7 separate regions of the Homo sapiens genome follow, and regions 1, 2, 3, 4, 5 and 7 are each linked to region 6. A link is a contact called in ENCODE Hi-C or POLR2A ChIA-PET data. All regions are on one chromosome and are shown on one strand. Each heading gives the region's core, a stretch centred on a gene start or an enhancer-like site at or near the end of the contact. The rest is flanking DNA. Distances are from core to core; before and after follow the strand shown.

The links. A loop is a pair of places that touch in the nucleus more often than their neighbours do. ChIA-PET counts read pairs that join two places held with the same protein, here RNA polymerase II (POLR2A). Pooled maps may share reads with other maps.
Region 1: POLR2A ChIA-PET joins it to region 6 with 11 read pairs in PC-9. The contact joins the promoter of OSBP2 here to the promoter of SMTN in region 6. A Hi-C loop is called at or near these places in 7 of 50 pooled maps. POLR2A ChIA-PET finds 5 or more read pairs at or near these places in 3 of 52 experiments (PC-3, PC-9 and WTC11).
Region 2: a loop to region 6 is called in a pooled map, with 7 times the contacts of the local background. The contact joins the promoter of EIF4ENIF1 here to the promoter of SMTN in region 6. A Hi-C loop is called at or near these places in 8 of 37 single-sample maps with no recorded cell type and 9 of 50 pooled maps. POLR2A ChIA-PET finds 5 or more read pairs at or near these places in 1 of 52 experiments (GM12878).
Region 3: a map of CD8-positive, alpha-beta T cell shows a loop between it and region 6 (2.2-fold over the local background). The contact joins the promoter of DRG1 here to the promoter of SMTN in region 6. A Hi-C loop is called at or near these places in 2 of 168 maps with a recorded cell type or tissue (CD8-positive, alpha-beta T cell and naive thymus-derived CD4-positive, alpha-beta T cell), 4 of 37 single-sample maps with no recorded cell type and 11 of 50 pooled maps. POLR2A ChIA-PET finds 5 or more read pairs at or near these places in 2 of 52 experiments (AG04450 and H1).
Region 4: a loop to region 6 is called in a pooled map, with 2.7 times the contacts of the local background. The contact joins the enhancer-like site here to the promoter of SMTN in region 6. A Hi-C loop is called at or near these places in 4 of 50 pooled maps. POLR2A ChIA-PET finds 5 or more read pairs at or near these places in 2 of 52 experiments (GM10248 and activated CD4-positive, alpha-beta T cell).
Region 5: a pooled map shows a loop between it and region 6 (16-fold over the local background). The contact joins the promoter of PATZ1 here to the promoter of SMTN in region 6. A Hi-C loop is called at or near these places in 2 of 37 single-sample maps with no recorded cell type and 11 of 50 pooled maps. POLR2A ChIA-PET finds 5 or more read pairs at or near these places in 9 of 52 experiments (BJ, CD4-positive, alpha-beta memory T cell, H1 and 5 more).
Region 7: a map of CD8-positive, alpha-beta T cell shows a loop between it and region 6 (4-fold over the local background). The contact joins the promoter of DUSP18 here to the promoter of SMTN in region 6. A Hi-C loop is called at or near these places in 3 of 168 maps with a recorded cell type or tissue (CD4-positive, alpha-beta T cell, CD8-positive, alpha-beta T cell and naive thymus-derived CD4-positive, alpha-beta T cell), 4 of 37 single-sample maps with no recorded cell type and 14 of 50 pooled maps. POLR2A ChIA-PET finds 5 or more read pairs at or near these places in 1 of 52 experiments (K562).

The regions. Positions count from the first base shown.
Region 1 is chr22:30,692,834-30,696,709 of GRCh38, forward strand. OSBP2 (oxysterol binding protein 2) reads left to right here and starts at 2,041. Exons shown (of 14, transcript NM_030758.4): 1 at 2,041-2,720. The coding sequence starts at 2,077. RefSeq lists silencers at 1,714-1,793, 2,178-2,227.
Region 2 is chr22:31,487,945-31,491,973 of GRCh38, forward strand. EIF4ENIF1 (eukaryotic translation initiation factor 4E nuclear import factor 1) reads right to left here and starts at 1,898. Exons shown (of 19, transcript NM_019843.4): 1 at 1,750-1,898; 2 at 679-801. The coding sequence starts at 774. RefSeq lists enhancers at 1,207-1,830, 1,831-2,453, 2,853-2,912 and silencers at 1,283-1,572, 1,653-2,302.
Region 3 is chr22:31,396,878-31,400,912 of GRCh38, forward strand. DRG1 (developmentally regulated GTP binding protein 1) reads left to right here and starts at 2,727. Exons shown (of 9, transcript NM_004147.4): 1 at 2,727-2,848; 2 at 3,743-3,866. The coding sequence starts at 2,807. RefSeq lists a silencer at 2,387-2,666 and enhancers at 2,754-3,659, 2,787-2,836.
Region 4 is chr22:31,535,826-31,539,760 of GRCh38, forward strand. The region is part of intron 4 of SFI1 (SFI1 centrin binding protein); the gene reads left to right. It also overlaps the pseudogene RPS26P59. Among named protein-coding and RNA genes, the nearest start is that of SFI1, 41 kb to the left of the region's middle. Within about 2 kb of position 1,471, at least 2 of the 41 ENCODE cell types and tissues checked have a DNase peak (open chromatin) inside an H3K27ac peak, as active enhancers do.
Region 5 is chr22:31,344,125-31,348,121 of GRCh38, forward strand. It overlaps PATZ1 (POZ/BTB and AT hook containing zinc finger 1), which reads right to left and starts at 2,222. Exons shown (of 5, transcript NM_014323.3): 1 at 208-2,222. The coding sequence starts at 1,478. It overlaps LINC01521 (long intergenic non-protein coding RNA 1521), which reads left to right and starts at 2,635. Exons shown (of 1, transcript NR_120386.1): 1 at 2,635-3,997. RefSeq lists an enhancer at 1-157 and silencers at 978-1,047, 1,598-2,017, 2,388-2,457, 2,508-2,727.
Region 6 is chr22:31,078,974-31,082,582 of GRCh38, forward strand. It overlaps SMTN (smoothelin), which reads left to right and starts at 2,345. Exons shown (of 21, transcript NM_134269.3): 1 at 2,345-2,483. RefSeq lists a silencer at 2,227-2,386.
Region 7 is chr22:30,666,083-30,669,936 of GRCh38, forward strand. It overlaps DUSP18 (dual specificity phosphatase 18), which reads right to left and starts at 1,793. Exons shown (of 2, transcript NM_152511.5): 1 at 1,380-1,793. It also overlaps a transcript of SLC35E4 not described here. RefSeq lists an enhancer at 1,891-2,280.

The DNA of each region.
Region 1 (3,876 bases), core at 791-3,290, 390 kb before region 6:
ACAGGCACACACCACCACACCCGGCTAATTTTTTTAATTTTTAGTAGAGACAGGGTTTCATTATGTTGGCCAGACTGGTCTCCTGACCTCGTGATCTGCCTGCCTCGGCCTCCCAAGGTGCTGGGATTACAGGCATGAGCCACCGTGCCCAGCTCTGGAAAAGTGTGTTTCTAATAAACCTCCCTGGGGTGATTTTAACAATTATCATCATTATTTTGAATCGGTGAAACATACACACAGTGAAACATACACAGTAAAACATACAAAAGGTTCAAAGTGTGAGTGAAAAGCAAGCATTCCACCTCATTTCTCAGTTGTCCAGTTCTGTCCCCCACTACACCCCAGAGGCAATCACTTTTCCTTGGGGGGACTCACCATGCTGAAGTTTGAGGGTCACCGTCATACATATGAGATAGACCAAGATGGGGGGCTCTCTGCACTCCAGAGCTCACAGCAAAATTGCAGGTAAGACCACCATTCAAAGACAAGTGCCTGAGGAAGGGGTCTCAAAGTCACCAGCAAAGATGCCAGCGGCTCCTGCTCAGTGCATGTCTGCACCTCCTATTTCTAGGACCTTCCAATCTGCTTCCTTCTGGGGACCACTTCACGTAGGAAGCAGTCCCTACACAGGTTATCTTGTCACAAGCAAAGATCAGGAATGGATAGGTGGGTAAGGGGAGAGTAAGACGTGATGGTGAGCTAAGAGGAGTCTGCAGAGAGGTCTAAGCTTGAAAAGTCTGGACAGAAACCCAATGTTCAGTCTTTCCATTTGTATTTCTGATTATTTGTAGTAACCATCAACTTTCGTCATTTGGATAGATTCTTAAGAAAAAAAAAAAATCACTGATGGCTGGGCACAGTGGCTCACGCCTGTAATCCTAGCACTTTGGGAGGCCGAGGCGGGAGGATCCTGGCCTGAGGTCAGGAGTTCAAGACCAGCCTGACCAACATGGTGAAACCCCGTTTCTACTAAAAATACAAAATTTAGCTGGGCATGGTGCGGGCCGTGGAATTCCAGCTACTAGGGAGGCCAAGGCAGGAGAATCGCTTGAACCTGGGAAGCGGAGGCTGCAGTGAACCAAGATCACGCCACTGCATTCCAGCCTGGGCTACCGAGTGAGACTCAGTCTCAAAAAGGAAAAAAAAAAAAAGCGGAAAAAAAAATTCGCTGATGTTTTAACCATTCTGGGGTCACAGCCTCCTTTGTTATGGACCTACTCTGGAAAAATGCACAGACAGGTAAACCTCTGCGGAAGCCTCACAGACTGCCAGCCTACCCAGGGATCCCGGGAGGTCCAAGTTCAGAATCCCACTTTGAGATGTTTCTTGTACTAAAACGCTTGGTTTACAAAAAGTCTTCCCCTATTTGTTTAGAGAACCCGAACGATGTCGTCACTGGCAGCGAAGCGCCTTGGCATGAACCGTAGGCCAGCTGGCTCAGGAGGTGGAGGCGGTGAGGCGGCCACTTGGGGCCACCGCTTCTGGCGGCCGCAGGAGCGACCCACAGACAGGTAATGGCTGCCATGGGGGGCGGGGCGTCGTCTTTAGCCTTTAGCGCCCCTGTGCTTCGTGCGCATTTCGTGGCCTCTGGGTGCCGTACCTGCTTCCCACCCGGCTTTCCTGGGTGGCGGAGAGCGAACCCACCCCAGCCTGGGTTGGGGGAGGGGGCGTCGGCGCAGGGTCCCGTGGGCAGAGCTGCGCTGGGAGCTGGCGGGCTCCGCATTCATCATTGTTCCTCCAGCGCCTGGCACGGCTGGGCCGAAGCAGAGACCGTGGCCTGAAGCGCGCCATCCCCTTCGGAGTTGACCGACCACCAAGCTCTTCCGCCCACAGGTGTTGTCAGAGCTCCTTCCACCGGCCGGACCTAGGAAGGACCCAGGGTCCAAACATGGCCCGAGGCTGGCCGAGAGCACAACAGCCGGCGGGCGCTGACGGGCACGGAGCGCACGGGACCGCGGAGGAACCCGCGCGCGCCCCCGCCTCGCGCCGCGCGCACGTGACTGCGCCCCCGGCCCCGCCCCCGGCCTGCCCCCCGCCCCCACTGGCCGCTCGGCCGCGCGCGGGTCGGCCGGCTCTATGGGGAAAGCGGCGGCTCCGAGCCGAGGCGGCGGCTGTGGCGGCCGCTCCCGCGGGCTCTCGTCGCTGTTCACGGTTGTCCCCTGCCTGTCGTGCCACACGGCGGCGCCGGGCATGAGCGCTTCCACGTCCGGCTCCGGGCCGGAGCCCAAGCCCCAGCCCCAGCCCGTGCCCGAACCGGAGCGGGGACCGCTGTCAGAACAGGTGTCGGAGGCAGTTTCGGAGGCAGTGCCAAGATCGGAACCTGTGTCCGAGACGACGTCTGAGCCGGAGCCAGGGGCTGGGCAGCCATCGGAACTGCTGCAGGGGTCGCGGCCGGGGTCAGAGTCAAGCTCAGGTGTAGGGGCTGGGCCCTTCACTAAGGCCGCATCGGAGCCGCTCTCCCGGGCGGTGGGGAGCGCGACCTTTCTCAGACCCGAGTCAGGATCGCTGCCAGCGTTAAAGCCCCTGCCTCTTCTGCGACCAGGACAGGCGAAGACTCCTCTTGGGGTTCCAATGTCGGGGACTGGCACGACCTCCAGTGCCCCACTGGCCTTACTGCCTCTGGACAGCTTCGAGGGCTGGCTTCTCAAGTGGACCAACTATCTGAAGGGCTACCAGCGCCGCTGGTTCGTGCTGGGCAATGGTTTGCTCTCTTACTACAGGTATGGAAGCGCCAGGGTGGGACATGGGGGTTGGAGGGTGGTGATGCTGCAGGGATGGTGATGGAGGGCCTCCATGGTTGGCGGACACTGCCACTAGTCTAGAGATGTTTAGGGGCATGCATTCCAGCAGGCCAAGTCACGCTTCTGGCCCGCCGCCAAGGGCCGGGGGCCCTGACCTCTGGCAAGGGTGAATGTGATCTGCGGACATGACCTCTGGCAAGCTTGGGTTTTTGGGCAAGTGGGGAGGTGGAGTAAGGGAGTGATCTGGGGCCTCAGTTCCCTTCTGCTTGGCAGTTGTGGGGCTTGGGGCAGCTAGCTAGAGTCAGCCCCTCAAAGTCCTTGCCCTTTCTGGTTCGGGAGCTAACATCATTGTGTGTTTGGGATTGAGGGAGAGAGTCACCTTGTTCAGTCCTTAGGACCCACACTCTTAGGAAGGGCTGCTTATTCTTCCCGCCTGGGGCAGTTACTCCCACCTTTCCTGATGCCTCTGGTTGCCAGGCCTTGGGCTGGGCACCACAGACTCACAGATGTATTGGACACGGTTCTTGGCCTTCAGGAGTCCATCTTGGCATTTTGCGGAGAGCTAGGAAGTGTTTTGCTGCCCTCCTTTCTTATTCCAGACCCAGCACGGGATTCAAAATTAAAGTCCAGTGGTGAGAGAGCTAACACTGTCTTCCCACTGAAACTGGTTGAAAGGAGGTTACTGAAGCCTCCCTTTGCTTTCTTACTGGCTCTTCCCTGGGTCTGCTTCCTGGGGATGGTTGGTTTAAGCCTTGAGAACTCAGATCAGTCTATGCCAGTGGTTCTCAAACCTGAGTGTGCATCAGCATTCCCTGAAGAGCTTGTTGGAACACAAAGTGCTGGGCCTCCCCAATGAATTTCTGTTACAGTGGGCCTAGGGGAAGGGCCTGAGATTCGGATTTTCTAATAACTTCCCAGGCGTGGCTGGTGATGCTGGTCCAGGACCACACTCTGAGAAGCACTGTTTCATTGCTGCACACAAAAGGACCTTGACTTGCTGTTGCTGAAATTCAGGTCACTTCACTCACTTCATTCAGCCAACAGTATCCCTTCAAGTCACCCACTACAGGGTTTTGTTTTTTGTTGTTTTTGTTTTTGAGACGGAGTATTGCTCTGTCGCCCAGGCTGGAGTGCA
Region 2 (4,029 bases), core at 648-3,147, 410 kb after region 6:
ACCCAGAAATGAATTTACAATTTGAGTCCTGTCAACCTCTTCAAAAACATTCAGTAGCCAACAAGACATGTACTGATGCAAGATCTTTAATAAATATGACTTCCTCTCTCTCCCAAAAGCAGTTATCTGGACAAGCAGTTTAAGCATCTCCAGTTTTTAGCTAGGGGAAATATGACTGAAGCCTTACTTTTTTGAGTCCATATCCAATTTGTAATAGAAAATAAAAAAACAGGATTGAAAAGCCAGTTACCCATGAAAAGCACACTCAAGAGCATTCCTATGGGGAGTCTGCCTCTTAAGGAAACATCAATACAGAGGACACTAACTTTGTAACGCATCCTAGGGCTTTAATCCTCACAGTACAGTATGTAAATCAATAAACGTACCAATTACATAGCTGTTACAGAACTTACAAAGTATACTGATCCGCAATTTTAAAAAAATCTAAGCCTACATTCCCTTCACCTAAAAGCCTCTCAAAGCAAATTCCAGCTTAAACGCTGGGTATCTACACTTGCAGAAAAATGTTCAAAGTAATGCACTACTAAATTTAGTTAATATTTAGTCCATGTAGTGAGTCAGAATGAGATTACCACTTAATAGGAATGAAATAGTTATACAATGTTACTAACTTCGCCACCTAAAAAGAAACACTATTTCATTAGTGGCAAACCTTACTTTTGTATAGCGATGGGGGCATTTGGAGGCAGGAGGCTTCTTCAGGTCAAGGAAAGCATCTCCACTTTCTGTTTCACCCATACTTCTCCTATCCATGGCTCCTTGGTCTACAATGCTCTGCACCTGGAAGATAAATCGGCACAAAATTGTCACCGAGAACAGTAAGTTTTCAGAAATCTTGGCTGTTTCTTCAGAAGCTGAAACTTTTTAATCTCTCAAAACAGCTAGTGTTAAAAACAAGTCCCCACCCCAAAATTATGCTATAAATTAGAACTTGGAGATAGAATCATTGGTACTCAGTTCTCTTTCCTAGTATCCTAAGCATCAACATGGTAAAAAGTAGAAGGTGCCCAATTCAAGGTATATAACCTTTAAGCAGCTTTAACACAAGAGAAACCAAGATTAGTAGCTGCCACCCATGGGGATCTTTCAAGACTGGTGGGGAAGTTTCCCGGAGTGGGGGCAGGTAGAAGACTGGTTAGGCTGGGAACCCGCGAAGTCTGTTGGAAAGTGCCTGTCACTTGCCAATGGACGGCGCCAGCTGCCCCTTGTTATCCGGCGATCAGGGACTGGGGACGGGGCCCGAGCGCCCCTCGCCAGGCCAGCCGCACCTGTGGCCATGTCAGGGGCGCCGATGGCAAGGAAAGGGCGAGCACCGGCTTCAGCTCCGAAACTTGGCTTCCCCGGGCCGCGACCCCAACCCGCAGCCCCTCACGCAGGCCCGGGCCCAGCGGCCTCCTTCGGAGGAAGGGCGGAGACCGTACTCACTGAGGGGCGGCCGGCCGCAGGGAGGAGGGAGGCCGAATCTCCCGGCCCGGGCGCTTCAAGCTGGAGCTAGCGCAGGCCCGCAGCCGTCCTCCCCGGCCCGGCGGCTCGGTCCCCGCCAGCCAGCCCGCCGGCTACCCGCCGGCCGCCTTGCGGGCCTCGCGCCCCTGCCCACCCCCTGCGGGCGCCCCGGCGCCCGCGCTCACGCACGCGACCCCGGGAGCAATGCGCCCGCGCCCCTTCTACACCCGGGAGCACCGGGCGCGCGGTGCCCCGGACCCAGCCGCCACCGCCGCCGACCCTTACTCGGTGCCTCCGCCGCTCGGCGGCCCTTTGCCTCGGCCGCCGCTCCCCTCCCCGCTGCCCGCACCGGTCCCAGCGCCGCTCCCCGCAGCCTTCGCTCTCGCGCCCCCACCCCGACCGGCTTGGGCTGTCTCTCTTCAGCCGCCGTAACTGCAGCCCGGCCCTCCGCCCCTCCTCTTCGGCCCCCTCCCCCTTAATAACTCCCTCCACGCACCCTGGCCCCGGCGCCGCCTTCCCCGCCGCGCGCCCGGATGTGAGGTGGCTGCAGCGGTGCCGGGCGAAAAAGAAGCATCGCCGCGCGCTTCCCGGACGCCAGCCCCTGCGCGGGCCGGGGGGTGGGAAGGTGGTGGCGGCGAGGAGGAGGCCACGGTGGGGATAGCGGAAACCCGCTCCCGTGCGCGCAGGCGGTCGCCGTGGGCAGCCCAGAGGCCACCGCCGCCGCGTTCCCACGCGCGCTGCAGGGCAGAGCGGACGGCACTTGGGACCCGCGACTCGCGGCACGCCACTCTCCCGGAGGCGGTGGCTAGATGGGGCTGGGCTGGCGGCTAGCACGGCCTGTGGCGCGACGACCGCTGTATTTGCATGGTTCGCATAGGCAGAGAACCGTGGGGCTTCGGCAGTGGGAATTTGAGATAGGAGATTGGGGTCTTCCGAGCCTTCCCAGTGCGGGTTCGAACCTCAGCTGTTTTGCGAGTGGCGTGATCTTAGGCAAAGCTGACTTAACCTAAGTTTCGGTCGTGTTTCTAAAATGGCCTCTGTAAATCTATGAGGCTTATGCGCGAGTACTGGTTGCTGCATTAAAAGACAAACTTGTCACGATTGGCTTTGATAGCGATAAAGGCGACTAACAAATTCATTGAAATGTTGTTTCCCTCCGGTAACCTGAATCTGTCCTTAGCCTGCACAGAAAGGGGAAGTGCGAGTGGAGTTGGGGAAATGAGACGGCGAATGTCAAGTGCTTACCACGTAGTGCAGACTCAGGCTGACAGGGGGCCACAGAAATGCAAATATGTGAGCAGTGTGGGTAACTGCATCCTGGGGAGGAAGTCCTATGTGCTGGAATACCACAAGCACCCATTTCTGCCCTGTGGTACTGCGCAGCGTTGGTGTGAAGCGATACATAGGCGTGAAGTCCCGAGAACGCAATTTTCCTGGTTAAAGGACAGCAACGTCTACATTTCTTCCAAGAGGCCTACTTTGTTGGAACTTCACTTCACTTGTGAAATTAGGGTGTTGGGCAGTGAGTGACCACTAACTCAGCTCCCTTCTTGTGAATCTTGGCAACAGAAAACTTTTCGTTTGTATTACTGAATAAAGTGTGTTTCTTACAAACTGTTTTTTTACAGGCAAGAGGCAGAGGGAAACACTTGCACATCAGGCCTGAGTTTGCATTCTCATCTCTGCCACCTCCTACAAGCTATGGAGAGTTAGTCTATTGATTCTTAGTTTTACCTGTGAAATTGCGAAGATGATATAACCTGCTCATGGGGCAGTTAAGATTAAACAGGATAAGGTGGGTAAAAAACCATATATAACCCATAAAGCTGCTGAGCCTTTTTAAGCCTATACAGAGACACGTTGCAGGTGATAATACAGATGTTATTATTTTAACAATCAAGCTGTTTTTGGAATCCAAATTCTTCCTAAAGCTGTGGGAAACAGGTCTAATCCCCTTTAGTGTCTTGGAGACTCCCTGGAGTAGTGGAGAAGGCCCGTTCTTTGAAGCTGCTAAATCCTGACCCTGCCAATTAGTGTGAAACCTGAGCCAGGCATTTCACCACCTGGATCTCCCTTTCCTCATTTTTCCGAAAGGGATCGCAGTATACCTACTTTTTAGGCTTGCAGAGGGAATTAAAGATAACATTAAAAACACTGCTCTGGTTATTTTATTTTGGGGGTGATGAAGTCTTGCTCTGTCATCCAGGCTGGAAAGCAATGGCACAATCATAGCTCACTGCTCCAGCCTCAGCCTCCCAAATAGCTGGGACTACAGGCTCCTGCCACTACAGCAGGCTAATTTTTAACGATTTTTTGCAGAGACGGGATCTTGCTATGTTGCTCAGGCTGGTCTCAAATTCCTGGCCTCAAGTGATCCTCCTGCCTCAGCCTCCAAAAGCACTGGGATTACAGGCATGAGCCACCACACCTGAGCTTTCTTGAAAAAGAAAATACTAGAAACCCGGAAATTATGGATTTCTGGTTACCTACTGTTACGTAACAAACCACCCCAGAATTCCAATTATATTTTGCTCTCAAATCTGCAAAATGGGCTGGTTCCTGCTG
Region 3 (4,035 bases), core at 1,477-3,976, 320 kb after region 6:
GTCTTGAACTCCTGGCTTCAATGCCCAGGCTGGTCTTGAACTCCTGGCCTCAAGCGATCCTCCCACCTCAACCTCTGAAAGCACTGGGATTAAACTGTGAGCCACTGTCCCCGGCCTATTTATTTTTTACACATTTAATACCAAGGTGCTAGTGCTTTATTCATATGACCAAATGGGCTCTCCTTGCTGCAGTTGGTACTTAACAGACATGGGGTAGCTATGGCTCTTAGGAGCTGAACCTAAGGTCCTGGCCTTGGCCTCCCAGCCTGGATACTTCTTTTTTTTTCTTCCTTGAGATAGAGTCTCGCTCTTGTCGTCCTGGCTCCAGGCTGTAGTGCAATGGCATGATCTCGGCTCACTACAACCTCTGCCTCCCGGGTTCAAGCGATTCTCCTGCTCAGCCTCCTGAGTAGCTGGGATTACAGGCGCCCGCCACCACGCCCGGCTAATTTTAGTATTTTTAATAGAGACGGGGTTTCACCATGCTGGCCAGGCTGGTCTCGAACTCCTGACCTCAGGTGATCCACCTGCCTCGGCCTCCCAAAGTGCTGGGATTACAGGGGTGAGCCACTGTGCCCAGCCCCAGCCTGGATACTTTTTTTTTTTGAGACTGAGTCTCCCTCTGTCGCCAGGCTGGAGTGCAGTGGCACATTCTTGGTTCACTGCAACCTCCGCCTCCCGGGTTCAAGGGATTTTCCTGCCTCAGCTTCCTGAGTAGCTGGGACTACAGGTGCATGCCATCATGCCTGGCTAATTTTTTGTATTTTTAGTAGACACCGGGTTTCACCGTATTAGCCAGGATGGTCTCGATCTCCTGACCTCGTGATCTGCCACCCACCTCGGCCTCCCAAAGTGCTGGGATTACAGGCATGAGCCACCGCGCCCGGCCTAAATACTTGTTATGTGCAGGAACATATCTGATTCACTCTCTACTCTGTCCCCAGTGTTGTCACAGTGCCAGGCAGCAGTTGGAGCTCTGTAAATAACGATTGCATGAACAGGATGGCCACCCAGGACTCGGGAAAATGAGTATTACTCTTTGGTGCCTATTGACAGTTCAGGGCCCCAAGGTGGGTCCCAGGGTGTCTTTGAGCAGTAAGTGTTAACTTATCTGCAGGCCTCATATAATAGATTTGCTAAGGAGCACCTACTCACAGAGCAGTGATGCCCTTGATATTGTCAGCCAATTAATTCCTTAAGTACTTCAAGTTAGGATAGGCCTGCTGATTTGATTTTATCTGTCTTTTAAGATTGATCTTTGATCATGTCCCATTCCAGCTGGACCTCCTCATCTTCCCTCCTCCATTGCTAATAGTGTGGGATCTAATTACCTCATCATCCCTTAATTTATTTATGAAAAAGGCTGAGGTTAAAGAAAAGAAAGAAGAAACTCTCTTTGGCCCTTTGGGGACCTTCTGTAAAAGCTTTCCCTTCTGTTTCTCCCTCTTTATGCACAAGAAAACCTCCCTTTTTTGTCTCTGGGAAGTTAGAATAGTTCTTGTTTACAAATTTAACTAAATTAAACTTCCCTCCCAGGGCTGGGTGGAGGCCAGCCCTGTGGGTTAAGCCTGGCCTGTCGACTGTGGGTTAAGCCTGGCCTGTCGACTCCCGCTGGAATAATCAATCTATCAAAACAACCCATTGATCCTGAGGCAAACCGCTTTCAAAACCACCACATAGTTCCTGGACGTCCTGGCTTCCTCATGACACTTGGGGAAGAGGAGTCTTTTGAAATTTTAAATTTTATTATTACACAAGTAATACATGGATACATTCGTCTTGTAAAAATTTAACTTCAAAATTCTGTGGAATAAAATGTGAAAGGCCTTTTCTTTGCATCCCATCCCACAGTTAAGAGCTTCTGATGTATTTTTCTGTTTAGGCCTTTAAACTGCACGTTCATACACGTACACCTATATAAATGTACATTTAATTTTAAAAATAACATAAATGGTATCACTACGTAGGTGCCCTTCTGCTAGTTGTTTTCCCATTTAACATGTCCTGGGTAGCCAGTCAGACCACAGATCTACGTTTTAACGGCTGTAATCATATTTCAAAAACAGGATAGAGGCATTATTCATTTATCCATTTTCCTACTGATGGGTGTTAATATAGATTTCAATTTTTTGGTATTACAAACTATGTTGCAAGCAGCAGTTCTCTGGGAATTATCCATTCAAGTATGCACTTATTTTGGGCTCCCCATGTGCTCTACTCGGGGTTCGGAGTAAACAAAACCGACCTAAAAATAATTTTGAATGATAGAAAGGGGGCATTTTCTTTATCCAAGGGGGTGAGGCAGGCTGAAGATGGGTCTCTACTCCCTCCAAGACCATGGAGGGCGTCGGGGTGTCACCCCAGCTGTGAAAAAGGGACCCAGGACCCGCAGATGCTGGCGAGGAACAGGGGTGCGGAGCATGAGTCGGCTTTGCACCACGCCCTGGGGTCTCCAGCACTGAAGCGTTCAGTACCATGCAGAGCAGCTGGGAGCGGGTCCCGCTGGGCGGGGCCGAGCTGCGCGCGACCCTCGGCGCGCTCGGGGAGGCCCAGACAGGGGTGGCCTCTCTGGCCTCCGCTCCCGCGGGCTCTATGACACCGCACTGGCTCGCGGGACGGGGCGGGGTCGGGTGAGGGGGAGGAGACAGCCCCACGCTTTGCGACTCGCGGTGACCCCTACGCGGAACTCTCTCGCGGTAATTCGAAGTACCGCGCCTGCGTGCTGCAGTAGCGCCTGGTGGCGGTGGCAGTTTGCCCGCGGGTGTGTGAAGGGAGACAGTGTGGAGGCCACAGGGTACTCGCCACGATGAGCAGCACCTTAGCTAAGATCGCGGAGATAGAAGCAGAGGTAATGGACGCAGCTGGCGGTTCACTCTTAGTCTGAGCATTCCTTCTTTGGTGGCGTCGCTCCTTCCTGTTCTCCTTTGAGCCGCGTCAGGACCGGGCCTAGATTCCGCGACTTCTCTCAGCGAGGCCCGTGTTCCGACTGCCCTCTGCCACGATTAGGAGTCCCCGACTCTCCTCAGTCAGGGCCCCCTTTCCCCTCGTCCCGCGTCTACGCTCTCGGACTCCCCTTTGCCCGGGCCCGCGTTCCGCACCCCTGCACCTTAGGCCCTTAGTCCGTTCCCCCTCCCAGTGTTTGGCTCCTGTTCTGATGTTGTTTCTTTCCGTTTTGCTCTGAGAAACACTGAATCCTGTCCCTTATTCCATCTCTGACTTGGTCAGATAGTTCAGGATCTTTCCTCATCATCCTTCGCTGCGTCCCCCTTATTCCCCCTTTTCCCAGTGTCTACCCTAATGACCCCCTGATTCAGAGTATTTGCTCCCGGTAATCGGATCTGGAAGTAAAATGACATCTGTGTGGGAGCAGTTTATTCCGCCTGGATAGTGTGTGATTCCATTGCGTGCGGCCCTGAGAGCGCTTTACAATTAGGAAAGTGGTGTCCCAGTGTTAGATGGATCCAAACAGCTGCAAATAGTAGAAAAGGAACCCGCAGACGGGTTTCAGTCTAGTCTGGGGGCACTAATTGGAATGACCTTAATCGTCTTTCCTCTTTGGGCTTTGCTTTGCTTTGTAGTGAGGGAAATGAGCTGGATGGAGGAGATAATGGACTTTTACTCTTTTAAAGCCTGTAAACTGGGTGTGCTAACATTAGTAGGACTTGGGGAAAAAAATTATCCTCTCAAAGCTGGGGGAAGCGTTCACTGCTTCTAATTTATGGCTGTGATTCCTCCCTTTTAGATGGCTCGGACTCAAAAGAACAAGGCCACAGCACACCACTTAGGGCTGCTTAAGGCTCGTCTTGCTAAGCTTCGTCGAGAACTCATTACTCCAAAGGGTGGTGGTGGTGGAGGTCCAGGAGAAGGTTTGTGTTCTTCTTCAATATATATATTTTTAGGTATAATTTTTGTCAAAATAGTACATACATGTGGTTTAAAAATAACTAAAGATGGCCCAGTGCAGTGGCTCAACGCCTGCAATCCTAGCATGCTGGGAGGCTGAGATAGGAGGATCACTTGAGGCCAGGAGTTCAA
Region 4 (3,935 bases), core at 221-2,720, 460 kb after region 6:
TCATGGGCTCAATTAATCCTTCTGCCTCTGCCTCCCAAGTAGCTGAGACTGTAGGCACAAGCCACCACACCTGCCTTATTATACTGAACTTTTAGAGTGAGTCAAGGTTCGGTTAAGTTTTACTAATTTCATAGAACTCCTTCTTCTGTTGTTTTTGTTTAGGGTTCAAAAATATAGTGGCTTTTTTAATGGGGTATCCTGGTTTTGTTCCCTTACCACACTTGGTCTGGATTTTCTTTTTCCTTGTCTCTTTTGACCCTCTCCTGCTCAAATTTTTTTCTACCCGTGGCTGTTTCTCCTCCATATGAAGCCCTGTCCTAGAAGGGTACCCTGGCAGATGAGTTTTGAGATTCCCTAGGGGCTGGACTGCTCTAGCTGTTTCAGTTCTTATGTGAGCCCTCGTGCTGGAGAGGATAAAACTCATAGTTTCAGCTGCTGGTCTTAAATTGGGCCTCTGTACCTTCCAACAACAGCTCATTGGCTATTTTAGGGTTCTCCTGTTGTTAGGTTCCTCAGATGCTACTCGGGGATCCAAAGATTGAAAACTGTGTTGCTACCTCCACTATTTTCCTAAAATCCGTTTTATTTATTTATTTATTTTTTGAGACGAAGTTTTGCTCTTGTTGCCCAGGCTGGAGTGCGGTGGCACGATCTTGGCTCACTGCAACCGCCACCTTCTGGGCTCAAGCAATTCTCCTGCCTCCGCCTCCTGAGTAGCTGGGATTAAAGGTGCACGCCACCATGCTCTGCTAATTTTTTGTGTTTTTAGTAGAGACGGGGTTTCACCCTGTTGGCCAGAGTGGTCTCAAACTCCTGACCTCAAGTGATCCACCTGCCTTGGCCTCCCAAAATGCTGGGATTACAGGCATATGCCACCATGCCCGGCCCTAAAATCTATTTTTTACTCAATTTTATTTATCTATATTTGACCCATATTTGACTGGGAACCTCTTTTCAAATAATGCCTTCCAAGTCCTTGGGAAATGCTGATTGTATGTTAGAAGTACATTGACTCTAAGAGAAAGCCTAACAATGGCTGAAACAAATTGAGATTTGTTTTTTCTGTTTTTTGTTTTTTTTTTTAAAATTAACTTTTTTTTTACCTTTAGAGACAGGGTCTCACTATGTTTTCCAGGCTGGTCTTGAACTCCTGCACTCAAGCGATCCTCCCTGCTCTGCCTCCCAAAGTGTTAGGATTACAGGCATGAGGGGATTTACTTCTTTTTTTTTAACAAGCCACCTGGAGATTGGCAGTTACTGGTATTGCTTCAGCTGTTCAGTGATGTCGTTTTAGACTCAGGCTTCTAGTACCTTTCTAGTTCAACATCCTTAGCACATTGGCCCTTTGTCCTCATAGGTAACACTTCGTAGTTGCAAGATGACTATTCTAGCTTTACACAGGAAGGTGGGGGTAAGGGTGGCGTCAGTTTGATCTCTTTATCAGGAAAGAAAACTTCCCTGGAAGTTCCCCACTGCATTCTGCTTCTGCCTCATTGGCCAGAGCTTTGTCACCGGCCACCTTTAGCTACAGAGGAGGTTTGGAAAGAAATCTTTCTGGCCTCTGTAGTGGATACTTACGAGAAAAAGGGCTTGGCAGTGGGTGTTGGGTTAGCCAGTGACTGCTAGCTAACCTGCTACATTGCTTTAAAACATTCGCATTATGCTGTTTTTCATGTCTTCGCTCTTCAGTGGTAGGCGGGTGTAGAGGAAAGAATACTGGACTAGAATTAAGGAGACCTGAGCTTCGGTTCTAACCCAGGCCCTAGCTAATTGTTTGATCTGAGGATAGTTACGCCTGTAGGCCTCAGTTTTGCAAATTACAAAATGATAGAGTGAGAATATTTGTTTTCTAAGCAGCTACCAGAATTAGAATTCTGATACTGTGTTTCCATTGACTTAGAAATTTGTGAAGGGATAGTTATTTTCTAATATCTATATATCAATATCAAATATCAATCTGTTAAAATCAAGTAGGTTCTTTGTTACTTGGGGGAACATTGGGCATCCTGATCTTTGTTTTTAGGCTTTTTCCATACTGAGTTATTTATTTCTCAATTTTAGGAGTGTTAGGCGGGAATAATATCATACCACAAACTACAGAATAATGCCTTTATGTGCTTAGATAATGTTTTAGCTTTGTTTTTTGTTTGTTTGTTTGTTTTTGAGACCGAGTTTCACTCTTGTTGCCCAGGCTGGAGTGCAGTGACGCGATCTTGGCTCACTGCAACTTTCGCTTCCCGGGTTCAAGCAATTCTCCTGCCTCAGCCTGCCAAGTAGCTGGGACCACAGGCATGCGCCACCATGGCCGGCTATTTTTTGTATTTTTAGTAGAGACGGGGTTTCACCATGTTGGTCTCGAACTCCTAACCTCAGATGATCCACCCACCTCAGCCTCCCAAAGTGCTGGGATTACAGGCATGGGCCACTGCACCCAGCCTTAACCTTTTTTTTTTTTTTTTAAGTACAATTTCCATTTTATTTTTCTCTGGAGAATAATTTTTCTTCAGTCCTTAAGGACACAGTTTCTTAACGGGTTTTAGTGGGAGTCATGGGGCAACGCCTGCAGGTCGAAATGGAGGTGTGGGTATTCAGTCCTAGCAGCCTTCATGAGATTGATTTCTAACTACTTTGCTGTGAATGGCACAACTCACATATTAAGGTAGCTTCATATATGGCTTGGGTAGCACCTAGGCATCAAAGATCCTCACTTCAGAAATGTCCCTGACTGCTGCAGCCTCTACTGTGTTTCAAATGATGAATTTCTCCTGTTTTTGTTAAAGTCACTACATTTGCTAAAATCAATGATGAATTCCTAAACTTTCTTTAACTTGACCTACCAGGTAGCATTAGAGAGTCCATCATTTCCTTCTTCTAGAATACCTTTCTTCTCCCAGGTTCTAGTTACCATCCTCTTGTGTTTTTTCTCCTACCTGTTTGACTGCCCCTTCTAACTCTCCTTTGTTGATTCTTCCTCATCTGAATATCCCAACACCTAGTCTTTGCACTGCTTCTCTAGCTGCCTCACAACCAAAATCTCATTAAATCTCACAGTGATTCTCAGATGTGTATGCCCAGCCAAGACCTCTGCCTTGAAACTCTGGACTTTTACGTACGTGACAACTCCACTGGGTGTCACACCATAGTATGCCCGAAACTGAAATCGTCATCCTCCCCCTCTCAGTGAGTGGAAACTCCATCCTTCCAAGTGCTCAGGTCAGAAATGGTGAAGTCATCCTTCACACCTCTTGTTCTTTCACACCCCAATTTAAAATGCCATATGCCAAAATCATGTTGCTTCAACCTTCAAAATGCATTCAGAATCCAGCCACTTTTCAGACCTCCAGTAGCTACCACCCAGTCCAAGCCATCAGCATCTCTCCCCCGAGTGACTCCAATGGCCCCTCATTGGTCTCCTGCTTCCTGTCTTGCCCCTAGTCAGTATCTTCTCAGGAGGTAGTCTGAGTAAATCAAGTCACATCATTCTGTCAAACTTCCAGTGGCTTCCTGCTGAAAGTAAAAGCCCAGAGTCCTTACTGTGGTCTATAAGACCAACCAACTTTTTGTGTCACCTATTGAGTTTGTTTTTCATTTCTGCTGTCATATTTTTAATTTCCGAGAGCTTGTTCTTGTTCTCTGCATGTTCCCTTTTTAATTTCCAAAAGCTTCTTTTGTTCTCTGCATGTTTCCTTTCTTTTTAATAGTATCCTGGAGGCTCAAAATTTTTTGAGGATAATGTGGTTTAAGATTTTTATCTGCTTACACTGTGTTTCTTCTAAGATCCTTTTTTCTTTGTATTTTTGGTCACTCTGTCATGTTGGAGCCTTTCCTCAAATGTCAAGAGATTCTTTATTGTCTGTTTATATTTAAGAGCAGGACCCTAAAAAGCTTATTTTAGAAGCCTTTTTTTTTTGAGACAGGGTCTCACTCTTGCCTAG
Region 5 (3,997 bases), core at 972-3,471, 270 kb after region 6:
GTCAAAAAAACTTCCCTGAGGGAATGGAAAGCAGGTCTCAGGCATACCATCTCAAAATAAGGGCCCTTAAAAACACTCTACCCAAACCTGGCATGGTTCTATAAGGTCAAATGACCCCCACAAATCCCACACCCCCAGATCTTGGCAGGAGCCTTTTCAGGACTAAGATAACGTGTGGCAGGGGAGGAAGAGGGGGCCTTTCCTCACCTGGAGAAGCCTTTCCCACAGCTCTGGCAGATGTAAGGCTTGCCCACGGACCCATCATGGGACCGCACATGGTAGGACATGCGGTCTTTTCTCTTGAACCGCAACCCACACACAGGGCAGGAGTAGGGCTTCTCCCCAGAGTGGGACAGCTTGTGCCGGTTAAGATGATACACATCACGGAAGATCTTGCCGCAGATCTCACAAGCCACCTGCTTCCTGGTCCGGCTCCTCTTTCGGGGGCCGTCGGGGTCTTCAGAGATGGGTAGCCCATTCTCACCCAGCCTCGGAGGAGGAAGGTCGATGTAGCCCAGCTGGAGGCTGGTGACACCGTGCTGGGCCTCGTGCTGCCGGAGCCGGTTGGCATCAGTGAACACCTTACCACATAGACCGCATGGAAGGATGCCTGCCTCCCTCAGGCCCCCTGGGGACCCAAACATTGAGTCCAGCAGGTTGGCCTTCCTTGGGCGGCCCCGGCCTCGCTTGCCAGTCAGGGGAGGGGCACTGGATGCCACACTGGGGAATGGGGAAGTCAGCAGTTGGGGGGATAGGGGTCCAGCCACCATGGGCAAGCGGTCCACCCCAGGTAACACAGGCAAAGAGGCTTGGCCTGCAATGGCTGCACCAGCCGCCCGAGCTGCCTCCTCCTCTGGCTGCATGCTGCCGGCGATGCCATTGCTGTTGGCTGCCAAGGCTGCCCCGTTGGTCATGTCCAAAGGGAAGCCCAAGTCCGAGGTCCCAGGGGGGCGAAAGAGCATTATATCGGCGCGGGCAGGGGGTACCAGGATCTGTACGTTGGACTGTTTGATGACTTCCTGGCAGATCTCGATAACCGACCTCATCAGCAGGAACTTGGCGGCCGTCATGAGTTCGGGAAAGCTCTCCAAGCGCACCACGATGCGGGAAGTGTAGGCGAAGTCCAGAATGTCCCCAAATACCTTGGAGCTGATAGTGTGCATCTCCAGCTCCCGGCTGCCCCCGGCCCCGCCGCCTGGTGCTGCCGTCGCGCCCCCTACATCAGCCGGACCCCCGTCCGCAGCTCCGCCGTCGCCCAACTGGGCGCTGAACACCGACTCAAAGTACTCGCTGCAGGCGGCCAGCACGGCGCGGTGCGCTGGGAAGCTCTCGTCGCCTACCCGCAAGAGCACGTCGCAGAAGCGCCCGCCGTTTTTGCGCTGCTGGTTCAGGTTGTGCAGCATCTCCGTGCTGTGTCTGCTCACCTGGTATGTGTAGCAGCCAGACGGGCCGCACGAAGCGTCGTTCACCCGCTCCATGGCCGCCGCCCCCTCCCACTAGCCCGGCCGCTGCACCTGCCCGCCCCCTCCCTTCCCCTCAGCAGCGAGAAGCGGGGCGCAGCAGACGTGTCCACACTCCCCACACGTGCCGGCCCGAGGCTCTGTAGTCTCGCAGGTGCGCCGAGTGTACACGCCCCCAGCCCGGATCAGACTGTCTAGACTGCGGGGTGCACCACCCCCCACATAGCCAACCCCCGCCCTCGCTGGACTGCGCGCCACTCTCTCCTCTCCGCCCGCCCGCCTCCCCTTCCCGGTCTACCTTCCGGGGGGGTGCGCGAGCGAAGAGGTGCGCCCCTCCTGCAAACGCGCCTGCCACCTCCCCTCCCGCCCGCCAGGCGGCGCCGGCGCGCAGCCAAGAAGGGCACGCGCACGCGGGGAGGAGAAGGAGGGGTCCGCCGCGCAGGCGCGCGCGCGCGCCGCGGCTTTTCCCGGGCCCGCTGGGGGCGCGCGCTGCGTCCCCTGCAAAGCGCGAGCCGGGGCGGGGGCGCCGGAGCGGAGGAAACAAAAGGCGAAGGCGAAGGCGGCGGCGGCGGGGCGCGCACGGGGGCGGTGGCGCGGGCCGGGTCCCGGAGCCTGGAGGGCGGTGGCGGCGGCGGCGGCGGCTGGAGCGGGCGGGCGGCGGCGGCGGCAGAGTAGGCCCTTCCTCAGGCCGGGAGAAGGCGGCGGCGGAGCGGCGGCTGTGCGGCCCCGGGCTCCGTGTGTTCGGAGCGGAGGAAAGATGGCAGCGGCTGCACTTCCTCTTGCACTTTCACCCCTGGGGGGAGGAGAAGGAGGGGGCGATACCAACAACACCCCCCCTCTCGCTTGCAGAAAAAAAAGAAACGGCGAGCTCAGAGTGGGGGCCCCGGCGTCCCCGGCCTTGCACGTGCGCGCCCGGATGCCTAGCCCGGGCCGCCTGGCGCTGCAAACTTTACACTTTCTTTGTGCCGAGCGCCCCCCCCTCACCAAGACGAGGATGCACGTCCCCCCTTCCCTATTTATACACCCCCCCCCCGCAGTCCGCTCCCCCCGCTTCCTGCCCCCCCTCCCCATTCCCCAGATCCGCCAATGCTAGAGCAGCCTGAGCCCCCGTCCGGCCCCCGCCTCCCCACCCCGCCCGCGGGGCCGGGGGCTGCAGTCTCAGCCCCCCCGGACCAATGCAAACGAAGCGCCGAGCCAGCAAACCAGCTCCCACTGCCCCTCCCCTGCCCGCTGAGAGTGGCGGCTAGCAGGGTGGGGGGGCAGGAACTGAGGGGTGCGGATCCGGGCCCCCCAGCCTGCGAAGCGCACTCGCAGGTCGAGCGGGCGTCGTCCACCCTTCGGAGCCCCGCTTTCATGCGTGAAATTCCCAGAAGTCGCCTGCGACCGCCTCCCTGCTTCAAACACCAGAGAGGGCCCGGGGTCCTGGCCGGAGACAGGCCGAACCTCCGGAGCTGCTTCTGCACCCGGTACATTGATCGATCTGATGGGCTGCGCGCCCGGAAGAGCTGGAGAGATGAAGCCAGCGTCCAGCTTCTCCCCCAAACCACAGCACGCCGAGCTTTGTCCCCGGGGAGCGTGAAGTCACCAGCTCCGGGAGGCGACAATATGAGGGCGATGGACGGGGCAGGGACCCCCGGAAGCCCCAGCAATCCTCAGGGAAGTGGGGGTGCCGGAGGAGTCGGGGACACCCTCAGGCCTCTCCAAGCCCGGAGCATCCCCAGCGCCCGCAGCCCTGTGAGACGCCGGGTGCTCTGGTAATGGGCCCTGCCGCCAGGCCTCGGCGCTTTGTCCCCGGCCCGCCCGGGGATGCTACCACGCTAGAGTTGTACACCAAGGTTTGTCTTCCCAGGAAGCGCTGGCGGCTGCCTTTGGGCCGCCTGGCGCGGAGCCCCAGGCTGCAGGCGCCGCGTGTGCGGGCGGGAAGTTCCCACAGTTGCAAAGAGGCAGCGAAGTATGTGTTCCAAACTTTCCACGGTTCCAAACTGAGCGCTTCCATTAAGAGAAGCGGTGTGCGGGGGAAAAGCATTCTGGGTATTAGCATGCAAATGAACGGGCCCGGCTTCCAACTCCGCTCGGGATTCCCACCGCTGCGCGCCGAGCTCGCGCCCAGCCACGCGCGCCCTGAGGCTTCCGGGCGTTGCCCTGGCGGATGATCCGAGTTCAAAATCGAGACCTCTGCCTTCTGGTTTCGTGTCCTGGTGCTTAGTCACTTGGCCTCCCTGAGATTCAGTTAAACTGTTTCTTAACCTGTGCACAGGGACAGCAGCACCTGTCCTGCACACCTCCGCTCTAGGGCATAGTACATGCCAAACTCCTGTTGGAGAGAATGAATTAGAGGCATGAAGAAAGTTCCCTGGACACGAAGCCAGGAGATCTGTGTTCTAAGCCCAGACTCACTGTCACCTTAGGCTAGTGCCTCCCTCTCTGAGCCACAGCTTTCTTGGGCGGATTTTGGGAACTGGCACGTTTTATTTTTGAGAGAGCTGCTGGGAACATCCACAGAGAAAGAGAAAGGGGCCGGGCGCGGTGGCTCACGC
Region 6 (3,609 bases), core at 1,095-3,594:
CAAAGTGGAGGGAAGGGGCTTCAGCATCAGGCAGAATTCCACTTTAGTCTGAATGCCTTTACTAGGCCAAGGTGCCTTCACCTCCCTGAGCTTCAGCTTCCTCTGTCGAATCAGAGTGTACCTATCTTGCACAGTGGTCACCTGGCAGTAGTGGGAGCCCCACGTCTGACATGCAACAGGTGTTCAGCAAATGCTGGGGCCCTCGTCACGGGATGTTTACTCTTTCCTCGGCTGTAGCTGTAAACTTCCCTAGCACTGTACCGGACTGCCCTTTGATCTCTAGATCACCCCCACTCCCTTGCAGAGAGGAAGACAGAGGCAGGCGGGTATGTCTGGAGGTGGACCCAGGCACTAAGGGCTTGAAGGGGCAGGACCCACACATCCCTTCCATAGGGCCAAGGGCTAGTGAGCGCATGTGCCAGACAGTAAATCCAAGCATGGAGGAACTCACCTGTACCATTCCTCCTAGCCTACAGTAGGGCAGGGAGAAAGGAGGGCATTAGCACAAAGCAGGCCATTCATTGGAGCTGGTGACCGCCATTCAGGCAGGCCCTGAAAATCAGAGGTGGCCTAGGTGTGCCCTGCATGAAGGGGAGGTCCCAAGGGACGCGTGAATTTTGAAGTATTCAGAATTGGTCTTAGAGGGCGCCTGACCCTCGTTCTGGATAATAACATGGCATCTCGCCCAGGTAGAGAAAGCCTAGGACCTTGAAATATGTCCTCCGAAGTGAGCTCTGTTTGCCTCTCCTGCTGTGTAGCATTGACAAGTCGCTTTCTTCTGTGCCTTGATTTTCTTTTTTCTTTTTTTGAGACAGAATCTTGCTCTGTCGCTTAGGCTGGAGTGCAGTGGCACAATCTCGGCTCACTGCAACCTCTGCCTCCAGGTTCAAGTGATTCTACTGCCTCAGCCTCCCAAGTAGCTGGGATTACAGGTGCATGCCACTTGCCCGACTAATTTTTGTATTTTTAGTAGAGACGGGGTTTTTGCCGTGTTGGCCAGGCTGGTCTCGAACTCCTGACCTTGGGTGATCCACCTGCCTTGGCATCCCAAAGTGCTGGGATTACAGGCATGAGCCACCGCACCTGGCCCGTGCCTTGGTTTTCTGATGTGTAAAATGGGACCACTTCTCAGGGGTGTGGGGATGAAATGAAATGACACATGGAAAAGACTCTCAGTGTGGAGACTGGGCCTTTCCTTAGATGGGGGCTGGGGGGTGTCACAGAGGACCTGAACCGGGGCTCTTCTGGGTTAACAGGCTGAAACCACCTCCCCAGAATCCCACATTATAGTGGTTAAAAGCAGGGTCTGGACTCAGAAGGTGCTGGGTATGAATCACAGCTTTACTACTTATCAGCTGTTGTCCTCATCTGTAAAATGGGGCAATAGTCATGGTCTCATGTGCTTGTTATGGGCATTATATGCCTGGTACATGGCAAGTACAAAATAAATGATTTGTTATTGTTTTTATTTGACAGGACTCCAGACCCCATCCTCCCAACTCCACCCACTTTAGTCTCCATGGAGACCCAAGGGCGGCTTTAGGGCCTCTGGCACTGAAGATGGAATAGCTTTGCCTTGTGGATCTGACCTCCTGGGTACCCTGGCTGATTCCTTGTTTGGTCTTGGACATGTCAGCTCTCTCTGGGCCTCAATTTCCCCCTTTTGCTGAATGACAGCCTGGACTCCATATTCCCTATTTAGGACTCCAGCGCTCCTAAAGGCAGACTCTCAGGGCTTGGAAGGTAGAAGCATGCTACAAGAAGGCAATGTCTGTTCAAAGGTGTGTGGGCTGGGGGAGGCGTGCTGTGTGATTGATTCTGCTCCACCTGAGATGGTCCCGGCACTCCAACACAGGGTCAAGGTGCTGCCAGTCACTCAGTCCCTGCTCTGAGGTGGCTCAGACCAGGTGTCCCGAAAGCAGCCTAGGGACGGCGGCCAAGCTTAAACACTGACGCGAGAAAGGGGTGGAGTCGAGGGAGGGGACGTGGTCTCAGGAACAAAGAGGAGGGCGGAGAGGGGCTGTCCTGAAGGCTCTGAGACTCCTACGACCCCAGGAAACTTACCTCGGCTCGGGGCGCCCCCCCCGACTTGGCGCAGAGCCTGCGTCCCCCTGCCGATGCCCACCCGACTCGCTAAAGCCACCGAGGCAGACGACCCCAAGACTCCCAATTTCCGACCTCCCTGGCCCGCGAGGGGCGGGGCCTTCCTCTCGGGGCGTGGCCGTCAAATTGAATTTTCCCAATGGGGCACGAGAGTGGGAGGTACCCAATCGAGGGTTGGCTGGCGCGTCGGGGCAGGGCGGGGCCAGCCGGGCTGCTGGCGCGGCTGGACGGGCAGCTCTCCGCAGAATCCAGGGGACGGTTGCTGAGCGGGCCTGGGACAGCGGGTCGCGGCACCTCCGGCCTGCGCGTGTCTAATCCGTCTGTCGGGTCCCGAAAGAGCTAAGCCGAGCCTGCGCCGGACGGGTGGGCTGGACTGAGAGGTGGGTGTGCGGACCTCGGGGGGGATCCTGGTGCTGCCCCAACGTGTCCGGGGGTGGAACCCGGATGTCTAGACAGGAGTTCTGGAACGTCCAGACCTGGGAGCCCCCACCCATACGAGAGGTCTAAGCCATGGGATAAAGTTATGAGACTGTTGGGGGAAGACGCCCCCGGATTCCTAAGAGACTCCACGCCCCACAGGGGCGCTAGTCTGTGGCGGCAGAAACCCTGGGGAAGCTGCCACAGAATCCTGAGGCCCCTCACAATGTCCGGCGACCCCAGACTGTGTGACAGGGAGATTGGAGAAGAGCAGCGGCAGGGATCTTCTTATAATCCCATGGGTGTCCTAGATTAGGCATTAGGGTCAGCTGCCCCATAGAAGAACAGACATGGGGGGAATCAGAATGTCCGCAGAACCTAAGGCTGGTGACCACTGGACAGTCTTGAAGAGGTTTAACCCAGACAGAGTAACTAGGTAAGAGGCAAGGATCCTAACAGGCAGAGATTGGGAGGTTGACACCTCTGAGCCTACCAGGATGGGAGGGGGAACAAGCAGTGACTTGAACAGGCTGGGACCCACACACCCCAACTGTGTGGAGCGGTAACCCTCACCCCCCACCCATGCACCGTATGGGGTGACTTCCCAAGTGACTGTTCTGAAGAGAGGGAAGGGATGATTGAAAGATGAATCAACAGGAGGTGGGGGGCAGGCCTGGGGCCACACATTAGTCAGTCACCATACATTAACTAAGCATCCACAGTGTGCCAGACCAGGGCCCCTCAAATTCCAGACAGACATTAGTTGGGGCTACAGGAGGAAGGAGAGATCTGCGCTGGGAGGCTGGGCCAGGATTTAGGGGTCCATTTTGATGGGCAGCACTGGGGCAAGATGGGGCTCTTGCCTCTGTCACTGAGAGTGTTCCAGGCCCTTGAGGGCACTTTGGAAGGGAGCTTCGGAAGCCGGAGATGACGAAGATTTTGATTACATCCTTCTCTGCCCTCTAAGTCTTTGGCTTCCTCCTTGCTCAGTGACAAATCCTTGGCCCTCTCCAATCTTCTCAGTTTGCCTGAAATCCAGGGGTTGGGCAGGTCAGCTTCTGAAAGCCCTTCCAGGTGGGGAATTGAATT
Region 7 (3,854 bases), core at 543-3,042, 410 kb before region 6:
TATGAAGGGCAAAGAAAAAGCCTCCTGAACCCAGATGGAAGTCTAAATGCTAAGGAATGTTCTGGATCCTCGTCATCAGAAAATCCATAGAGAAGTGAACTGATGTCCCCCCAAACCAGTGCCCAGTGGGTAACGGGAATAGAGGAATGTGCTGTTCATTATAGCCACTAAAAGTCTGCAGAAGTGACAATGCTCTTGCAGGTGAGGGTAGTGATGCGAGGAGTCATTTTCATGCTAGTTAAGAAATATCTATCAGGGCTGGGCACGGTGGCTTAAGCCTATAATCCCAGCACTTTGGAAGGCCGAGGCGGGCAGATCACCTGAGGTCAGGAGTTCAAGACCAGCCTGACCAACATGGTGAAACCCCCGTCTCTACTAAAAATACAAAAATTAGCCAGGCGTGGTGGCATGGGCCTGTAGTCCCAGCTACTCAGGAGGCTGAGACGGGAGAATTGCTTGAACCCGGGAGGCGGAGGCTGCAGTGAGCCAAGATCGTGCCACTGCACTCCAGCCTGGGAGACAGCGTGAGACTCCATCTCAAAAAAAAAAAAAAAAAAAAAAAAAGCAATCTCTATCAGGCACTGTATTAGGTGTTGGAGATACTGAAATGTACAAGACAGGCATGGCCCCTTTTCTCAGGGAGCTCAAAGACTAGTGGGAGAAACAGATAGTAAACAGGCAATTACAGGCAGACAGAGCTTGAAAATAGGATAACAGTACCTACCTTAAAAGGATGTTGTGAAATTAAACGAGATAATCCACGTAAAGAGTTTTCTCAGGGCTTGGCATAGAGTAAGCCCTCTCAAAATGATAACTATTTTTCTCGCTTCTGATAGGGAAGTTAAAATGCAGGGCTCTGTGAAAGGGAAGTGTAAAAAAGATTTCTTCCAGGTCGGAGCCTAGGGAGTCGCAAAGACCACCTGAAGAAATCACAAAAGATCTAAAGAACGTTTAGCTTGAGAGGGAGGAGGAGAAAAAAATAGCAACTCGGTAGCAGTTCAGCTTCACCACTTTACAGCCTATGAAGTATTTGGCTTCCCTCATCTGGTTCGATCTTCAAAGCAACCTAATCAGACCGGCGTCTAGAGTTAATATTTCCATTTTACAAAAGAGGAAAGTGAGACACAGCGCGGAAAAGGACTTGTTCAGAACGAGTCATAAAGCAAAGAAGCCGACCTTTATGGTCCATTATGTGTGGGAAAAATGAACAAACACCGCGGGGCGTTCGTGAAATACTAAGTTATAAACATGGAACAAAGTCCAAGAGTTAACGAGAGCGAAGCATCACTTCTAGGGGTGGGCCGGGTAGGTTTCCTAGGGGAGCTGGCATTGGAATAGGCTTCTTCGCCTGCTTAGTGTCAGGACCCCCAGGGTTTTACCTCTCTCCTTCAGGCGGGTGGGCGGGTTCGCTCAGGAAGTAGCCGCTTGGGGAAGCCTTAGGCAAGGTTCTTCGGGAGAGAGACCCGTCATGATCCCGCAGCCTCAATCCCCGCTGGCCTAACGCTTTGGTTTCCATAGCAATGGGCTCGTCGCAGAAAGGAATAGCCTGTGCCGGGTCTTCAGAGAAATCCTGGCCTCGGCTCCACGCCCCTGAGCAGCCCCACCCTGGCTCAACCTGTTACCCGCCCTGCCGGCAAGCCGGGGTCACTGCAGTCCCCGTGGCGAAGCAGGGTCAGCTCAGCTCACCGCACCCCACTCCATCCAGCCCTGCCCATCTCTACGGCAACGGGCCGGGTCGCACCAGGGCTGCAGCCGAGAGACAGTCTCACCGCTTCCGTAGCCGCCCGGGCTCTGTGCGCATGTGCGACACTCCCTCCCCGGCCCCGCCCCCTTATGCGTCTCCCAGGCAACGCGCCGCGCGGGGCTCCAGGTTCCGCCCAGGGACTAACTCCAGGTCTGCGCGCGTCCAACGAGCACGGCTCTCAACCGGCCTCCTGGCGCCCAACGACCATGGCTTCCAACCGGCCTCCGTGCGCCCAACGACCATGACTCCCAACCGGCCTCCAGTTTCCAACTGTTTCTCGAACAGGGAAGCCGCCATGACACAGCTGACTACGCCCTTGGTCACAGGGGACCTGAGATCCTCCACGATTTACGGGACCGGCGCCACCTCGGGCTCGAACCACCCTCTCGATAGGGCCGCCGCTAAGTAATCGGCGTAGGGGTTCAGCCGCACATCTCCTTCCCGCGCCGCGGACCGAGCAGTCGTTGGTGCTCTTCAGGTGCGGCCTGGGTGCCCAGAGCCTTCGTTAGACTCTCGGACCCGCAAGGGAGCCCGAACTCTTTCAGACTCGCTCTCCCTCAGCCGGACCTCGGCCCTTTTTCACACCCCAGGGGAGTCTGGATTTCTCATAGTCCTGGGCACCAGCCCCTTCCCAGTCTAGCTCTTGGGACTCCCTGAAGCCGGAACTCCCTCGCCTGGACTCCCGGGAGAACCTGGAATCCCCATCTCCAGTCCACATTTTCTCAGAATCTGTCCTAGCCCTTCAGTCTCCCAGGCATGACATCGTGTGGTCCCAGCGCCCTAGGTGGTGAGCTGTGACTCTCCTTAGAGCCTGGCGAGGCCGAGGTCCTCCCCAGCTCGAACCCATCCCACACTCCCCTTCTCAGCCTCTGTGTTCCCCAGTGGTCCTGGAAAAGCCCCCAGTTCCCTCTGCCTGGCCCCAATCCTCACAAACCCAATTACCCACGCTCCTTTCCATTCCATAACCCCCATCACTGCATCCTCCAGGCTCCCATCCATGGAGGACTTGAGGTGGAAAGCAATTTGGTTCAAAATAACCATTATTTATTACTTGAAAGGGAATATTTCCAGTCGTTGCCAGCCTCCTCCCCTTCTAGTATTGGTAAATTTTTTGCACCACTGAGTGGGTGAAGAGTTTTATGCGTCTTTAAATGTTTTAAGGATTTTTTTAAAAAAACAAAAAACTCTCAGGATTTGGGGGACTTTTGTGTTTGAGCATCTTGATCTCTAAACCAGCTTTTTCCATCACCTCACACCTAGGCTATGCATAGAGGTCAGAAAAATGTAAATGAGAGATTGAGAAGTTGGATTGTTCATACTAGTTTGTAAATATGAAAACATTCACAACACTCCAGTTCCAAATAGGCTGAAAATGCATTAGAAAAACTAGTCCTTCAATATTTTTTATCCTTCTACAGTTGTCTTTTTTGACCCAATTATAAAAGTAGTGTACACTTATAGAAAAATGAGGACAGGCATGGTGGCTCACGCTTGTATTCCCACCACTTCACTTTGAAACGCTGAGGCAGTTGGATCACCTGAGCTCAGGAGTTCGAGACCAGCCTGGGCAACAGGGTGAAACCCCATCTCTACCAAAAATACAAAAAATTAGCCGGGCTTGGTGGCTCACCTGTGGTCCCAGTTACTCAGGAGGCTGAGGTGGGAGGATCACTTGAGCCTGGGATGTGGAGGTTGCAGTGAGCTGAGATTGTGCCACTACTCTCCAACCTGGGGGACAGAGTGAGACCCCGTCTCGAAGAAATAAAAAGAAGACAAGACAGGCCAGCAGCATAAGTGGCTAGGGACAATCACTGTTAACATTTTGGTGTATTTTGATCAGAATCCATTCATATATATATATATATATATATATATATATGTTACAACATGCTTATACTTAAAAAAGATACATCACAAAAGTTCACTTTTTAGTAACCTGCTTTTTTCTCCCATCTAATATACCACCCGTCTATGTTTCATACACAATTACATGTATTTTATTTTATGACATACCAAAATTTATTCAATTGCTTCCATACTGTAGATTTTGTTTCCGCATTTTAGAAAGAAAATATGAACAATTTTTTTTTTGAGACAGAGTCTAGCTCTG